2 separate regions of the Homo sapiens genome follow, and region 2 is linked to region 1. A link is an interaction called in ENCODE POLR2A ChIA-PET data of the cell type or tissue named here. Cell type or tissue: PC-9. All regions are shown on one strand.

Evidence for each region. ChIA-PET counts read pairs that join two places held together with the same protein. Peaks named below come from ENCODE experiments on the same cell type or tissue, not always from the same donor. Only the 100,000 strongest peaks of a DNase experiment are listed, where the experiment ranks them.
Region 2: POLR2A ChIA-PET joins it to region 1 with 8 read pairs; 3 of 35 experiments call an interaction of 5 or more read pairs at or near these places.

What each region holds. Positions count from the first base shown.
Region 1 is chr9:111,741,521-111,745,520 of GRCh38, forward strand. It overlaps SHOC1 (shortage in chiasmata 1), which reads right to left. Exons shown (of 28, transcript NM_001378211.1): 11 at 1-50. Among named protein-coding and RNA genes, the nearest start is that of SHOC1, 51 kb to the right of the region's middle. In PC-9, no CTCF peak of the experiment used is centred here; a DNase peak (open chromatin) is centred at 1,971; H3K4me3 peaks cover 413 bases; H3K27ac peaks cover 2,729 bases.
Region 2 is chr9:111,582,807-111,586,806 of GRCh38, forward strand. PTGR1 (prostaglandin reductase 1) reads right to left here. Exons shown (of 10, transcript NM_001146108.2): 5 at 3,192-3,359; 6 at 666-783. Among named protein-coding and RNA genes, the nearest start is that of PTGR1, 15 kb to the right of the region's middle. In PC-9, no CTCF peak of the experiment used is centred here; no DNase peak of the experiment used is centred here; H3K27ac peaks cover 406 bases.

The DNA.
Region 1 (4,000 bases):
GCCACATCATGTAGTATTCATTAGCTGATTCTTCAGCAGTAAGCAAATTACTGAAAAAAAGAGTTAAAGTTTAATACATTAATAATATTGAGTCTTTTGTATAATAAAATTTTATTTTATTTTATTTTTTTGAGGCAGAGTCTCGCTCTGTCGCCCAGGCTGGGGTACAGTGGCACTATCTTGGCTCACTGCAACCTCCGCCCCAGATTCAAGCGATTTTCCTGTCTCAGGCTCCCGAGCAGCTGGGATTACAGGCGTCTGCCACCATGCCTGACTAATTTTTGTATTTTTAGTAGAGGCGGGGTTTCACCATGTGGGCCAGGCTGGTCTCCAGCTCCTGACCTCAAGTAATCCGCCCACCTTGGCCTCCCAAAGTGCTGGGATTACAGGTGTGAGCCACCGCGCCTGGCCCAAAATTTTATTTTTAAAAAGTATTTTTAAAGTACTTTTACACTCAAAATCAAGTGAAAAATTGACTTTATAAATGTGTAAACTGCAGTCGAGTTCTACAGACCAAATATCAAACACAGTACTCACTTCCTCCATCCTTGGGAAAGTTTGGTAATTTGTAAACTCAATTGTTCCTACTTGACTGTAAATTACTCCCACCTCTACCTCCCTCAATGGAACCTGGAGCCAGAGAGGGCTGACTTGGGAGAGTTTTAGCACTTCCCTCCATAAACTATGCTAGCGTCAACCTTATACGCCACCAAAAATAAAAATACAATCTAAGTAAAATTACCATGCTTACCATGCACATAGCAACCTCAACAAAAATTTTTATAAAATTGCTGTCCCCAAGTCCATTCCATATAGAAATTCTGGATCCTCTACTGGCTGAGGATCAGAACTGTGAAAAAGTCCTTCTCTGGAGATGGCAGAGTCCTAAAGTTTAGTTCAAGACCTTCAATCTTGGTGGGTTTGTGAGTGAGTGATGTGTGTCTGTGTATGTGTGTTTAGGGGTACTCGGGGGGAGAAGGGAGAAAATAAGCATGTCAATCAGTGTAAATTACAGCTCATCTGTAGCTATGATGCTACTAGCCTTCGTAGGGGAAAGACTATTAATTCATAAACCCCTTAATCTGTGTCCCAAGCTCCCTGCTACCCTGAGTGAGAACTGATTGTATTCTGTTTCTCTGTTCATATGGAACATATATGAGCATGCTAATTATAAGTATTGCCAGTTAAATTGACAGTCTAGGGCAGTGGAAAGCTAGGTTTTATGTCTAAGGCATCCAGTTTACCCACATAATCCAAAAATCTGGTCATGTGATAGAAAATTTGAGAATCTAGACAATTCCTGAATCTTACCAAGGTTTCTTTGACAACACCTCAGATTGTAAGCAACTATTTTAAAGTGAAAGGAACGTGTTATATTTAGCAGGCCATGTCCAATATAGACACACATTTTCACTCTTAACGGAGCTTTCTGAAGGCATGTCTGAATCTGATACATTGTTCATAAAAATATATTCACAAGTCAGCAGTCAGTTAGTAGCTTAATAAAATCTTATGCCATACAGACTTTTCTTTTTTAGCCCATAAAATCTAGCATAGAATCTTATATGTGGTAGGCACTAAAAATATTGTTAACTGGGTATTATTTTCAGCCAAAATGTTGTGCTCTGAAATAAAAATAATTGGGACCATAAAAATAAGTTAAAGCTACAATAACATTCTTTGTTATTTTTCCTTCTTTTTTTCAAAAAAATTTTAACACCTTTTCTCCTTGTTTTTAGTTTTACAGTTGAGATATACAGTAGTTCCCCCTTATCCATGAGTTCACTATACTCGGTTTCATTTATCTGTGTTCAACTGCAGTCCAAACTATTAAACAGAATATTCCATAAACAATTCATAAGTTTTAAATTGCACTGTTGCGAGCAGTGTGATGAAATTTCATGCCATCCTACACCATCTCGCCCAGGATGTGAATCATCCCTTTGCCCAGCATATCCACACTATATGTACTCACTACCTGCCCATTAGTCACTTAGTAGCATTCTCAGTTATCAGATCAGCTGTTGCAGAATCACAGTGCTTGTGTTCAAGTAACCCCTTCTGTATTTAATAATGACTCCAAAGCACAAGAGTAATGAGGATGGTATTTGTTATGGTCGTTCTATTTTACTATTTTACTATAGTTATTGCTGTTAATGTCTTACTATGGCTAATTTATAAATTAAACTTTATCATAGGTATGAATATATGAGAAAAAACAGTATATATAGGGTTCAATAACATTCGCAGTTTCAGGCATCCATTTAAGGTCTTGGAATTTATTCTCCCGGCATAAAGGGGGACTACTGTAAACTCATTTTTAAAATATGGATTTTTAAGCTTTTACAGTTGCCAAACAAATGGAAGTGATTTATCTCTTGCTGGTAAATGTAGTAGTGAGGGGAAAACTTCTTTCAGTTGTTTCAAATGGCTCTAAAACCATTAGCTAATTTGAAAGCCTTTTTTTTCTAACTTTGCCAAATCGTAAGTCATTAGTTAAGATTTGTTTCATAAATTCTTATTAGATATTTGAGTTATAACAATAGACATATAACTTGTGATTAAAAAGAGCTTATTATGGTTTAAATACTTCTAAAATCAAACTGAAATTAAAGATCATACTAATTTCTGCTAGTTTCTGTTTCTAAAAATGCCAGTCTGTCATAACAGATGGATTAGGGTGTATGGACTAAATAAAAGAGTAAAAGGGCACTAACAAAAACAGTATATGTCCTGCAAATAAATATCTTGTACCTTATCAAGAGAACTAAAAGTATTTAAACAAAGTGTATGTAGTTTCCATACTTGTCCTATGCTCTTTTTAGGGCTCATATCTGATATGGACAATTCTTAGTTCATGATAGAACTCTGTATAGCACAAATTTACTCTAGAAATGTAAATAATTCTTAGCCAGAAGATAAAGATATATTTAGGGCCCTCAGTCTTATGCTTTGACACTTTCCTGAGACCATTAATAGAAGCCTAAGCAGCCAGTGATGAATTATACAGCCTTGACTCCAGCTGGTCCCAGTAATCCAAATAGCACTCTCCTCTGGCAGATCAGCTAATTATAACAAGAATTCAAACCTAACACACACAGTTCCCACAGTTTCCAGTCCTGGAATAATTCATTAGAGACTTGTAGACTTTACTGTCATCTTCCTGAAAATATGTTATTTTAGGACACATTAAGTTCTAGGTTTACAGTAGACTAATTGTACTGGTTATGTTCCCAATTTTTTAACTGGCGTAAGAAGCAGAGGAATGGAATGGCTTTATTCCAGGATAGCAGACTAATCAATCTTAGAAAACATTAAGCTACATGTGTGCTGCATGGTTTAAGACAGCAATGAAAGCTATCTCAGACTCTATCAAAGGGCAAGGATGCTGGGCTATTAAGCTATGCAGTTTTGGCTCAAACTAGAATATAATGACCTAGCCCTGCAGTATCAATTCTACAATTTCAGACTATTCTGTGCAATAATGATGGGGTATTGAACAAGTTTACGAATCAAGCCTTGGTTCTGTATGTCTGGTCCACCCATTACTGAGACCACATTGACAAGAGGTGAACAAGGTCAGTGGCTGTCCTCTGTTAGAGATAGGACATCCATAAGAGAGCAAGGACTCTTGCACTCTTAATGGGAATAAACTGATAGCCAAATCTATTGATCAACGATTGTCCACACTGCTCTGTGATCTTTGGCTACTTCTGGCCACAGACCTATGACAAATCTTTTAGTAGACCTCTTAACAACCTTATAGATACTATTATTATCCCAGTATTGTAGATTTAAAAAACCTGAGGCACAGAACAATTAAGGTTGCAGTTAGAAAGTGATAGAGCTAGGCAATCTGGCTCTAGTTCAGAGCTTCTAACCACTTATTATGGGCTGAATTGTGTCCCCACAAAATTCTTATGTTGAAGACCTAATCCTCAGTACCTCAGAATGTGACTGTATTTGGAGACAAGGTCTTTAAAGAGGTAATTAAGTTAAA
Region 2 (4,000 bases), 160 kb before region 1:
TCTAACTTGTCCCCTAGGACCTAGGTCCTGAATCCTGCATCCCAGCCTTGGGCAAAGGATCAGTTGAGCCAGATCACCTTCCCACTATGTAATAACAAATCCATACTGTGTCTGAGTTGTTGCCTACTCTATACACCCACCATCAGATTGGATCCCTTGAGCAGACATCTGCTTAAATCAGAGCCAATGTTTCCTTGTCTTAGGTACCTCCCAGGAGTTAGTTCCCAAGCCATGGCCCCACTGCTCTGGGCTGAATGCCCATTTCCTTCTAGTACAACAGCCTTGGCAGTGGGGCCACGTGGGTGATGACTCTTAGCTGGCTCATCTCAAGTCCCTTCTTCTATTGCTAAGGACAATCATGAAGAAAGAAGATTAAGCTGTAGCGATAGAATGTTCAGTAAAAAATATGAAAATGATAAATGCCGATAAACTCACTACTCTAGACAGAGGCCATTTCTGACTTGATTATCTGCAATGTTATCAAATAACAATGTTCAGCTTATCTTTGGTATAGTTTTCCCCATTCCTCCAATTTCTCAATCTCCAACTTCTAAAGAAGACAACTAGACTATAAACTCCCTGAGGCCAAGGAAGATTTGCTGTGTTCACTGTTGCATTCCCAATGGGTTTTGAATAAAGGCTTGTTACTGGAGAAAGGCACTTACCTTGAGCTTTGCAATCTGCCCCACGACTGAGCCCACAGCTCCAGCTGCTGCATTAACCATCACTGTTTCTCCACCCTTCACACCACAGATTTCAAGTAGGCCAAAGTAGGCAGTCAGGCTAAAGGAAGAAAATTAAGGATATATGAATAGAGTTGTTTCTTTCCTCTATAACTCATTTATATATATCTTGAAAGCCTTCTCAGTGGCCCAGTGCCATGGGTCCAAGTAAAAGACAAAAATATGGAAATAAATATTGCCAGCCACTGTTGCTTTACTTCCTCCATCTCTACTGTCAGATAGGAATAAAGGTGATGTGAACTAGGGAGGGAAGGGAGAGTTGGCTAGAAAGGGGCTGTATCCTGTCCATTCACAGGCCAAATTTCAGGGGCAAAAGATGGAATATCTTTCTCAAACTTTGGGGATTCAAGAAGAGAGAGCTGTGCCTCATTCCCATATAAGTTCTATGTAGATGATGAGCTTCATGGGAGAAGCCCCCATGTTATCATGGCGACATAGCCACAGAGTAGCTACAATGCTGTGATATTAGGCATGAGAGGGTCACAGGGAGCATCTGGAGCTTTCCATGGCTCCAAAGTGGTATGGAAGACCTTCTGAAACTTCCCCGTATTACCCCAAGTAAGATGTCAAAGTTAGCTTGCAGGAAAAGAGCTACTGGACCTACCAAGATGCAGCACTGGCAGTACTGATGGGGACTGGGTGAAGACACCACCGCATCTCATTGGATTGCGAGTTTGGAAGGTGATATGATTGAAGACTTTCTTCACAACCAAAGTTTCCTCGTGTCTCCCTTCACCTCTTCTCCCCTACACCTGGCTCACAGTCCAGAGGGAATGACAGGTAACAGAGGAGAATAGAGAGGAAGAGCTCTCATCCGTAGAGGGTACAGGGCGGGCAGGAAAGACCAAGAAGTGCTGGAATTGTTTAGTGCCCACTAATTGAATGTAAGAAGGTATTAAGCATCCTCTACTTTCACAATGATGTCCTTGGCAGTGGCAATTTTGAGGAGTTCAAATTCTGAGTGAAATATGAATTTGGGGTACATAGGAGTTGTTTTTGTTTAGAGGTGACCATTTGGCACTGTATATATATTTCCATTTCATTCCTCAGAAGACCTTCAAAGTTGTAAAAAAGGAAAGGGAAGGAAGGGTGGGAAGAAGGAAAGGGGGAAAGGATCTCAAAACTTAGAGAAAGGAAGTAACTTTGAGCAGGAGACCAGCTTAAGACCAGTATAGATCAAGATCAAGAAGTTGTTGTTGTCCCCCTTCTACTGACACTGAACTTGTATTATCCCTTGGAGCTTTGCAACAACCGCAGGGAGAAGAAAAAAGAAATCCTGAGTTTTAAATTTGAAATGATGTGAGAAATCACTGAATTTAACTGAGGTTTTCTCTTATTACACTAGCCAAAAGGAGGGCTTGAGGTAGAAATGAAGTTCAGTAGTGGAAAATGTTAAGCTATATTTTTGCAGACCTGAATCTCAGCCAATAAAATCCAGACCCATTATAGTGATTGTTAAGCCACTTGCAGAATTTCAGACAAATTCATGTAAAGTTATTTCTGCATTAAAAAAAAAAACTACATGTTGACATTACTTAGCTTACACAGCCTCTGACTATATTTGGGGCCCATGAGAGGCTGGCATTGAATAGAAGGCAGTGAGAGGCACAGGCAGCATTTTTTTCTAAGAATCCAAATATCTAACATGCATTCCTTAGTGGCTTGGATCAGATGAATAAGAAATATACATAAGTGAATAAATTATCTTCTCTTTCAGGAGTCAGGATCTCCTAATATATTACAAATTACCTTCTCAACAACCAAAGTTTCCTCATGTCTACCTTCACCTCTCCTACCCCACACCTGGCTCACAGTGCAGAGGGAAGGATGAGCAGGATAACGAAGGAGGAGGAAGAGCTCTCACCCATAGAGGGTACAGGGCAGGCAGGAAAGAATAAGAAGTGCTGGAATTATTTAGTGTCCACTAATTGAATGTAAGAAGGTATTAATTTTAGTAAACATTAATTACTAAAATGTTTATTCATGCCGGGCATGGTGGGTCTAACTGAAATTTTGTATCCTTTGACCAACATCTCCCCAACCCTTCAGCCTCCCGGCCCCTGATAACTATCATTCTACTCTCTAATTCTATGAGTTCAACTTTGTTAGATTCCACACTGAAGTGAAATAATGTGGTATTTGCCTTTCTGTGCCTGGCTTATTTCACTTAACATAAAGTCCTCCAATGTTGTCACAAATGACAAGATTTTCTTCTTTTTTAAGGCTGGATAGTATTCTGCTATGTATATAGACCACGTTTTCTTTATCCATTCACCCATTGATGGACACTTAGGTTGATCTGCCATCTTGGTCCTGCCCTCTTCTCTGATCAGCCCCTGAGCCTATCATGCATCAAATATCTTCCTGTTGACCAAGTTCTGAACAAACCATTTTGGAAAATCAGAGTGTCAGACATTCAAACAAATGGAATATATCCATGAAACTCACCCTGGCATGCCAACTGTCCCCAGAGCCAAAGACAGTGGTATTGTGTCTGGCCACTCTGTCAGCAGCTTTTCCAGATCTTTCCCATCAGAAATGGAGTGCGTTGTCCAGCCTGGAGAAGCCAGTACAATAGTTCCTTTTGGTAGGGCTACATTTTTACTTTCCACAACTCTGAAAGATAAAGCACATTAAGGCATTAAGGCATGTGACATGTCTTCCCTTTCAAGGGAGTCAGGATGCTGTGTGGTTAGTGTTGACAAAAGTGCACTGAGGTTGATATTCCACAACTGATAGTCCACCACCCCTCTCCATCTTAATTCTTAGCCATCGGCATAGGGGTCACCAGAGAACTCTCAACTGGCCCAGCCACTTGAGGAAGGAGTGGCTCATGGGGTGAGGAGCGCCTGTTCTCACCCACATCTCTTCCTTTTAAGCAAGAGGCCTCTGTCCTGTGGCTCAAGGTGACCTGGACACTAGCCTTCTCTTCTTCAGGTGTCGCTCTCTTTCCCTTAGCCTTCCACTTTCCAGAATCGTTGAGATTTTCCTCTCTACTGTCCCTTTCACTCAAAATATAAGCATGCTCAAGTCTGCCATCTTATAATCCCATCCCTCCCCTAGCTCCTTGCCCCTTCGTCTTCCTTTTTCAGCCAAACTTCTTCACTTCCCATTCATGTGCTAACCCGCTGCAACCTGCCTTCCACCCCTACTACTCCACTAAGGTCACAACAACCTCCTGAGCACAAAATCCAGTGGATATTCCTTAATCATTGTCTGATTTTACTTTTCCACTCTCTCTCTCTCTCTCTCTCTAT